Regions from separate parts of the Homo sapiens genome. Here region 2 is linked to region 1. A link is a loop called in an ENCODE intact Hi-C map of the cell type or tissue named here. Cell type or tissue: endothelial cell of umbilical vein. All regions are shown on one strand.

Region 1 (5,000 bases):
TTCAACACCATAGGAGGCCTTTGAACTTTCTAAAAGTGCTCCCAAAATAGAAATCCTCATTTGATGCTGTTCTTGTGCAGATAACATGGGAACTGGACCTGGCTCTGCCAACAGATGTCAATACTTTCACGATGAAGAGAAATAGCGATTCCTTCATGATCTGCTTCAAAATATTGGAATAGATTTTAGTGATTCTGGAATGGATGAGAAGATTTGACAGAAGCATTGTTTTACTTTTTAAATTTTCCTTCAAATTACAAATCAGAATAACCATTTCCAGGACATTTTGCTTCAGCAAGGTCTTTTATTTAGTCGTGCAGCAAGCGATCTTGCAGGATGACTCAAGACAATACATCTTTGTGTTGGAGAAAATCCAAGTTTTTAATGCTTTCCAATTGACCCTTTTACTAAGGCAAAAGAGGCAGACTGTGCAGTGTATTTTCAGGATGTAAGGGATCACTTCAGCTTTGTTCGGTTCCTGCTTCCATAGGTAATATGTTCAACAATGCAAGCAAAATCCAAGGGGGCAGACAGAGATAAAGAGAGATTCTTGGCCAGGCGCGGTGACTCACGCCTGTAATCCCAGCACTTTGGGAGGCCGAGGCAGACGGATCACGAGGTAAGGAGATCGAGACCATCCTGGCTAACACGGTGAAACCCCGTCTCTACTAAAAATACAAAAAATTAGCCGGGCATGGTGGCAGGCGCCTGTAGTCCCAGCTACTTGGGAGGCTGAGGCAGAAGAATGGCGTGAACCCGGAAGGCGGAGCTTGCAGTGAGCCGAGATTGTGCCACTGCACTCCAACCTGGGCGACAGAGTGAGGCTCCGTCTCAAGAAAAAAAAAAAAAAAAAAAAAAAAAAAGCGAGATTTTTGCTGGGCACGGTAGCTCATGCCTGTAATCCCAGCACTTTGAGAGGCCAAGGCGGGTGATCATGAGGTCAGGAGATTGAGACCATCCTAACTAACACGGTGAAACCCCATCTCTACTAAAAATAAAAAAAAATTATCCAGGCGTGGTGGTGGGCGCCTGTAGTCCCAGCTACTGGGGAGCCTGAGGCAGGAGAATCGCTTGAACCTGGAGGCGGGTGCAGTGAGCTGAGATTGCGCCACTGCACTCCAGCCTGGGCGACAGAGCGAGACTCGGTCTCAAAAAAAAAAAAGAGGGATTCTTTTTTTTTGGTGATATATCCTAGCCTAAACTGATATTAAGGTATAAACAGATGTTCATAATCATGTTTCATTTTCAATTCATGTCAAAGAATGGCCTGGTAAATATTATAACAGGCCAATGACACCAATAATGTACCAAACTGTAATTTTGCATACTGCTTTTTACTTATTTATTATGAAACAATGCTTTCATAAAATGTTATACAAAAAGTTTTTCTCCCCAAAATATAGTTTTAAATATTGGGGAAGACGTACAAAAAAAGTATATTTTTCCCCAGGTTTGTGGATCCTCTAGAAGTCATCCATTAGTTCTCTGGCTTATAAACCAAGGGCTAACAACTTCATCTATCAATAAGGCTTTAATCTTCTGATACTAATCTATCTCTTCACTTTTACCTTCATCTATTAAGTATAATTGTCTGAAGTGAGACAGGAAATAATTAAAATAACTTGGAGCAGCAATTTCTAAACTGTGGTGCAAAGGGACACTGACGGCCCCTGGAAAAAACTCATCTTTCCCTTTGCCATTTCCTCCTCTCTCTCCAGACTTTTTTTAAAATCCCAATGTTTCTCTGAAATTGTGATGAATCTCTCAAGAGTTTTTGTGTATGAAGATTGACCACTTGCACATCTGAGAGAATATTGCCTTCTCCTAGCAGGGAGTTTTGACCTATGTGGGGTTTGGGAACACTTACAGCATTCAAAGATCCCCTTTAAAAGGGGTCTGGAACCCAAAGCTCCATTTTAATTTACACATCCTGTGTATCGTCTGTTACAGTTCTTTCTTTTCATGCTATGACTCTTCATCCTGCCCTTGCTCTGATTTTTACTGAAGACCAGCTACTTCAGCCTGTTCATGCATGATCACTTTTTCTGGTATTCTTTTTCCTTCCTCATGTTAAATCCTCATGTTCTTAAGTTTTCTAATTTGTGACCTTCTCATTTACTCTAAGCCTGGCCCTATATGGAGAGCTTCATCCTCCCAGCAGGGGTCACCATAGTTCCTTCCTGGAGAGCCTATAGGTATCATGTTAAAGAATCCACCCTCTGGTCTTTATACAGTTCCAGTTTCTATAGAACATTATAAACACTAAGGCTCAACATTCACATTGTATTCATGTCTGTCCTGATTTAATATTGACTAACACTTTAAACACTTTTTGAAGCAAGTAATGTTATTTTAAAATCGTATGTATTTGTTTTTGTTATAAATTCCTGGATGGACAGGAAAGATAACCCCCACATCATGCCTCATACATTGTAGATTAAAGTTCTTATCCTTAGATACAAATGTATAAAAAACAAAATTACTGTACTTTTTTGTTCTTTTTTTCTTCAATCTATACTTTCTCCTAATAAATTGGAGATATTTGAAGCACTTAGAAATTTGAAGCACTTAGAATCTAAGTATTTGAAGCACTTAGAATCTAAATGATGTAATATAAATAAGATTAAATTAGAATATATTTAATTGTTTTTTAGAATCAAGCATTCTCTTTAAAATTCTTTTCTATATTTATGCCATTTTAACTCATTGCATTGATTTTTAAAAAAATTACACAAATGAAAAAGAACCAGGAAAAGTTAGCTATGTGGTAGTTATGGAAACATAATAAAGTGATTATTTGAGTGAAACTCAGGGAGCAACTTGACTTAAACAAAGATATCACACCACCAATTCTACCTTCTCATTTGTGCATTATTAAATTAGATCATTCCTACAAGCATCAAATATACTATTGTTTTTCTAATCTTAAACAAATATGACTCTTTTTTTTTTTTTTTTTTTTGAGACAGAGTGTCACTCTGTTGCCCAGACTAGAGTGTAGTGGTGTGACCTTGGCTCACTGCAATCTTTGCCTCCTGGGTTCAAGCAATTCTCCTGCCTTAGCCTCCTAAGCAGCTGGGACTACAGGTGCGTGCCATCATGCCCAGCTAATTTTTGTATTTTTAGCAAAGACAAGGTTTTGCCATGTTGACCTGGTCTCGAACTCTTGACCTCAAGTGATCTGTCCACCTCGGCCTCTCAAACTGCTGGATTACAGGTGTGAGCCACCATGCCCAGCCAATACAACTTCTTTTGAGCCTACTTCTCCAGCTACTGCCCTGTGTCTCTGCCCTCCTCTGCAGCAAAAATTACTTGAAAAAGTTGCTTATACTTTCTGTCTTCTTCTTATTCAAATCAGGCTTTTCCCCACCTGCCCCTGAACTTGCTCTCGTCAGGGTAACCAGTGACCTCCATGTTGCTAAATCCAATGGCCGCTTCTCAGTTCTCCTCTAATTTGGCCTATGGGCAGCATTTGGCAAACATTTTCTTCACTTGCTTCCAAGACACCACAGAGGCTGGTTGTCCTGTTACTTAGTTGATCCTTCATGGCTGATCTCTTTCTGTATCCTCTTCCTCTTCCTGAACATTAGCATGCTAGAATTCCATAGGCTCTGGCATGGTCCTCTACTCTCCTCTACCTCCATTCACTTCCCAAGTGATCTCATCCAGTTCCATGACTTTAAATATCATCTGTTCCCTAAGAAATTTTGCTCAACTGCTGATAACAAAGATCCAATTACAGCAGCTTTGACACAAAATAGTTCATTCTCTTCCATATTAGGAGTCAGAAGGAGGCCATCCACAGCTGATATGGCATATTCACAAGGTCATCAGAAACTCAGGCTGCTTCTGACTTTCTGTTCCATCATCTTAGCACGTGGCTTATATTCTCAAGTCTGGGACTACAGGCACGCACCACCACATCCAGCTGATTTTTGTATTTTTAGTTGAGATGGGGTTTCACCATGTTGGCCAGGATGGTCTCAATCTCTTGATCTCGTGATCCTCCCACCTCGGCATCCCAAAGTGTTGCGATTACAGGTGTGAGCCACTGCTCCCTGCCTAAATGTGAAGTTCTAAGGGGGAAGAGGAAAAAGAATATTTGGTAAGTACCTAGTAGTTTCTGCCATAACATCAATATATCAAAGAGTCCCATATTCATATTTCCAGCCCTGCACTCTTCTCCAAGCCTCAAGACCACTTACTGTGCTTGGATGCACACTTGGCAACTAAAACTTAACATGAGCAAAGCATTGCCTTTGTAATGGAGACTCAAAGATGAATGACTGTGAGTTGAGGGAAGAATGAGGAGTGAGAAAGTGAAGACAGTGAATACAGTATAGAGAACTCTTTCAGGAGTTTTGATAGAAAGAAGAGCAGAGGAACAGAAAAATGGGAAGTAGCTGGAGGAGAATGTAAAATCTCAGGAGAATTTTGTTTCATTTTATAAAAAGAATAATATTTCAACCTATTAGTATAATAATGGGAGTGGTTTAGGAAAGAAGAAATGAATGACTCAGGGAAAGGGGAATAATTGTAGGAGTAAAGTCCTCAAGAAGACGGGGGAGACAAAATACAAAGCACAAATGAGATCAGCATTTGATGTAAATGACAGAGAAAGCAGAGTATGGGGGCACAACTTATAGGCAAGACGGCTCACTGAGTTTAAGCTTCGATAACGCACTTTGCTCCAAATACATGACAAAAATAGATCAAATGTAAAAAAAAGATAAGTCTAGGATAAAAAATAAGACAAACATCTCCTAAATGAAAATAGAACAAAAATGTCAAAGTGGCTAGACTGAAGTCACAAAGTTTATGGAAAATCCAGAAAGCATAAAGTACTGGTTAGGATTTCAGCTCCTGAGGGGCAGAGGACACTAAACTTGCTCCATGAGAAACTGAATCCAGTTTTACAGCTTGAAAACTCTTCTATTCTCAGGAGTGAGGCTGGAAAAAATTACATTTATTTATCTATTTTTTAGAGATGGGTTTCACTC
Region 2 (5,000 bases), 150 kb after region 1:
TTGTTTATTGTTTGTTTCTGTCTGTGCCCATTGTGATTTCTGAGTTGCCAGCTTGTCCCTAACCCAGTATGGGATACATGAAGCAAAAAAGAAACCCAGGGAACTCACCTCTCTGTCTTTTTTCAGGTTTCTAAATCCCTATTCAGTTGTTTCTCTTCTTTCCACCTTTCAGCATTATGTTTTGTTTGTTTCGTATGTAATGTCTGGAAATTTTAGCTGTAAAGTGGGAAGAATAGGGAGAAGGTTGTCTACTCCAAATTGTCCTGTGTCTTCCTTTTTCAACAACAATGTGAGAGCTGGATATTGAGTTCAATCCACTTTTCTATAACCTGATGTTATAGAAACGTGGTAGCAGGAGAGCTCTGTGCAATTGTGAATTGCCTTAATTAGAGAAACTGTAGTTTGTTTTGTCTTTAAACTTTGTTCCTAGCTTTCATATTGGAAGATACCCTTGCATATTTCTCCACATGAGAACTTATGTCTGAGAGAGTCTCTTCTGGTTATTTTATTACCGTTGATCTTCTAACAATGTGGGAGTTAAGCGTGCCAGCCCCCTGTGCAGTCAAAAATCTGCACATAACTTTTGACTCCCCCAAACTTAACTACTAATATCCTACTGTTGACCAGAAACCTTAAAGCCTTACTGATAACATAAACCATTGATTCATATGTTTTTATGTTATACATATTTTATATATATGTTATATATATCTATATATATAGCTAAAGAAAAGAAAATGTTATTAAGAAAATCATAAAGAAGAGAAAATATATTTACTATTCATTAAGTGGAAGTGGATCATCATAAAGGCTTTATCCTCATCATTTCCCATGGATTAGGCTGAGGAGGAAGAAGAGGGTTGGTCTTGCTGTGTTTCAGAGAAGACAGAGGAAGAAGAAAATTTCTGTATAAGCAGACCCACATAGTTCAAACCCATGTTCAAGGTGACACTGTACTTTGTTTTACCTACTTCTTGCTATGTAACTTTCGTACATGCATGCATTCTAACATAAAATAATTTTTCAAAGGGAGAGGTAAAGTACAAAATTCAACCAATCTTCTCTCCTACTCTTACAGTATCAGTGGAAACTCTCAGGATTTGTTGACTCACCAGTACTGTTTCTGACGTGTTGAATGGGTTAGATCAAGGTTTCTCAACTTTGAGGCTATTGACTTTTTGGTTCAAATACTTCCTTGTTTTTGCCCTGAGTAATGTTGGTTATTTAACGGCATCCCTGGCCTCTACCTACTAGTAGAATATGCCCCACTTGTAAGAACAAAATATGTCTCCAGACATTGCCAAATGTCCCTTGAGTGGCAAAAAATCAGTCCTGGTCGAGACCCACTGGGTTAGAACAAGTGCTATATTATTCTTTCCTTAATCCTCATTTTTCATTCCTTGGCAGATCTGTTAACATTTATGTCAGAAGATTGCACTTTTTTCCTGTTTGTTTACTGCCAAAATAGCTTTGGGATCCACTCTACTAGATTTTATTCAATTCATTTAACACTGAGGTAGAGTTTTCTCCTCTTTATTCTTCCTTTATTCATATTTTTACTCTTTGAACTTTTCCTGCATCGATATTCTCTAATGTGGAGAAGAAAACATTAATACACATGGCTTTGCTGGCTCCTCCATGTCTCTTCTATTTCTTCCAAATACTTCAAATAAGTTGTATACATGACATCTGTTATTACCTGCCATTTGATTATTAAATAATCTCCTAAATACAATAGGCCCATTAGTTTTCATCCTGGTTGATGTCTTTTTTATCTTTTACCTCTTCTTGAATCATAGTAGTACCTTAGAGACCTCATCTACTTTGTTAGCCTCAACTCTTCACTATGAAGATCACCAAAAGAGCAAGTCTAACATGGCATCTTACCTGTGCTCTAGTTTCATAGCTCTATTTTCACAAAGTATCTACTTGCGCGTCCCAAATCTGACATATTTGAAACAAGCTTGTCATCATTTCCTGCAAATCACTTCCCCTCTGCGTTTCTTATTTCTATCATGTACCCAAGTATCCTTTGTATTTCCACTTCAACTACTGTAATGTTTCCTTTGTTACCTCATGCCTGGGGTATTTGAAATAGCTTCCTACTTATCTTCCTGTTTCTAGTCTCTCACATACCACCTGGTATCAGATCAATCTTACTTAAGTTACACTTTTGTAATATTAAGTTCCTGTTAAAACCAAAACTAAACAAACAAAAACTTCAATCATCATTCTTCTTTACTACTTTCAGAATGTGGTGCCAGAGGGATCAAATATAGAGACAATGGTACCTAAGATTATACTTCACAATCAAACTAGATAGTGGGTTAATGTTAGTGTGCAAGTCTGCAACTTATTTAAAGACATTCCAATTTGCCTTTCTATAAAACTACATAAACTAGCTTAGATCACCAGAACAGAAATAACCACTTCTACAGTAACTCCTCTGAATTGTTTTATTATTTATTTAAATATTCACTGTTCTGCAATTATTCTAAAATATATTCGTAAGAAAACATGAATAAATATGGAAACAGTGTGATATGTTGGCTTGGGTGTGCTTGTGGTTAAACTTTTTTTTCTTTCCTTTAGAATTCTATTAATAGTAGTGCAATGTTTTTTATAAGCAAAAAGCTACAAAAATTAAAAGCAAAATATATTTATGATTTTATTTTTAAATTGGAATCAAAAACCTTGGAATGTTTTGCTCCATAAATGGATATAGGAATGTTTGCAACATAGACATTGTCGGAGGTAACCTGGATTATCATACAATAAAGTGGCAGTGATCAATCTTCTCTTTAAGAAGAGATAACTGATAAATTTTAAAGTTTGGCCTTGAAACCCAGCCCCAAAGGCGACTCAAAGTCTGTCCCATTTCCTCTCCATGAGTCCTTCCTTATTCAACCAAAAATTGAGGAGCATAAAACGAGTTGTCTTAAGTACTGTGTTTAGCTGCACCGAGGGGTGAAGTGTTGATGGAAAACCATGTGAATGGCTGCCTACTTACCAGCCTCATCTTATCCCATTCTCCTTTTCCCTCCTTATATTACAGCCATGCAATCATTTCAGTGCTTCAAATTTCACAGCTCCTTCCCATGTCACAGGAGCCACATGCATTTTCCTCTTCTAGCATGTTCCCCTACCTGTCCCTACCTCAGTTACTTTATTCCCACTCATCCTTCATGCCTCAATTTAAGTGTCAAGTCCTGGTTGATACTTAGAAATGGTGACTAAAGACAGGATTGCCCCCCGCCCACAACTCCTTTTTCCTATAAGAAATCATTCAAAAACAAGGAGAAAGAAAAACCAGAAATACTAACGTTATCTCCCACAACTTTAGCAGGTAGATGTAACTTTGAGCTGTAGGAAGGGAGGAAGAAATGCCAGATACAGGCAAGATAAAGTGGAAGTGCAAAAAGACACTCTGAGATGACTTTTAAAAAAGGTAGTATTTACCGTATTCTTACAATGCCACATGTACATGCATTATCTGCATGCCTTTTCAGGGATTGACCTCCTGTATTAGCCATTACAGCACTCAGTGAGATAAATGCTATTATGATTAGCCCTTTACTGCAGAAATAGAGTCATGCAGCTATTATGTGGCAGAGCTGTAATTCCAAATCAGAACTCACAGCACTGCCGCTGTGCTATGAGCAACGTGCAAATACCCAATTCATAAGGAATTTCCGTCATTCAAAGTTGAGTATTACCACAAAGTAAGCACACTGAATCTATGGAATTACTTCAAAAAAAAAAAAAAAGAAAAAGAAAAGAAAAAACTGTTGAAGGAATGGGGAAAACAAATAGTACAAATGGCAGATGAAGAATATATCCCAGAAGATTTTTGTTATGAACCAGAAGAAAAGTATTACCAAATATATTGCCATGAATTTAAAACATTTAATGAAAGAAATACTTATATAAAATGATGACTCAAAATACATCTAAAGAGTTTGGGAGGAAATGTGCTGAGAAGAGAAAAAAATCAAAGATGAGTGGAAAAGAGAAGTAAAATCTCATTCAAAATGAGAGTTAAAGTAGAATAAAGGAGAATAGTTACTACTGAAAGCATAGCATATAAAGGAGAAGATTTCAAAAATAAATAAGATTAAAGAAAAATGATAAATCTAGAGATAAAAATGAAGATTAAATATGCATAATGGATATCCCTAAAGAAAATCGACACATAATTGAACAGAAGCATAGATATAGCTTAAGGTCCCAGAAATAAAATAAGACATTAATCAAAAGACTGAAAAGACATACACTTTATAATAGTTACTGGCTATTTTCATCAATTTTTGCCTTAGGAAGAAGTATCAGACCATGATACGATTGTGATCCCTGGGAAGGAAGGAAAGAAGGAAGGAAGGAAGGAAGGAAAAGGGAAGGATGGAGAAGGGGAGAGAGGGAGGAAGGAAGGAAGGCCCTTGACTGTAATGCATTTCTGAGAAAATTTTGACAAAACCAGTGGAGAATCCTCTGGCCAACACTGTCCATTACAGGAGCATCACATCTCCCAGGAATAGTCCTGCCTTCGTATCCCTGCCACACTTTGTCACTGAGTAGGAGCATCTCATGGGAAAGCACAGCCACCTCCCAAACATAGTGTTGGGTTTCAGAGCATAACAGCTGAGGCCCTTTGTCAATTATGTTTCCTGCAGCAGGACAACTTAGAAGTGTGTTTTCACGGCTGTAATAGATGGAATTATGCATTTATCTCCATTCCCTTTCAAAACTCTACTGAAAGGGTGGTATAGAAATTAAAAGACCAACACACACACACACACACACACGAAAAGAATTGGAGAAAAGAATAGCATATGTCAACAACATTTTGAAATTGGAGAGCAGGTGGTAATTGACACAGCAGACCAGAAAAGGCTGAAACTTAGGCCAGTATGCGCGTGAAGCTCCTTAGAAACAGAAACAAAATGATTGCTCTCATCGTAACTCAAATATTAAAGGTAACTGGTAGCTCTGAAGACAGAAAG

The links. Hi-C counts contacts between places; a loop is a spot of excess contacts. Peaks named below come from ENCODE experiments on the same cell type or tissue, not always from the same donor. Only the 100,000 strongest peaks of a DNase experiment are listed, where the experiment ranks them.
Region 2: it touches region 1 in a loop (8-fold over the local background); 1 of 110 quality-filtered maps calls a loop at or near these places.

What each region holds. Positions count from the first base shown.
Region 1 is chr4:145,232,128-145,237,127 of GRCh38, forward strand. No RefSeq gene overlaps it. Among named protein-coding and RNA genes, the nearest start is that of OTUD4, 54 kb to the left of the region's middle. RefSeq lists a silencer at 2,140-2,239. In endothelial cell of umbilical vein, a CTCF peak has its summit at 2,155 (motif pointing right); DNase peaks (open chromatin) are centred at 394 and 2,194.
Region 2 is chr4:145,386,146-145,391,145 of GRCh38, forward strand. No RefSeq gene overlaps it. Among named protein-coding and RNA genes, the nearest start is that of LINC02266, 48 kb to the left of the region's middle. In endothelial cell of umbilical vein, no CTCF peak of the experiment used is centred here; a DNase peak (open chromatin) is centred at 2,146; H3K27ac peaks cover 1,952 bases.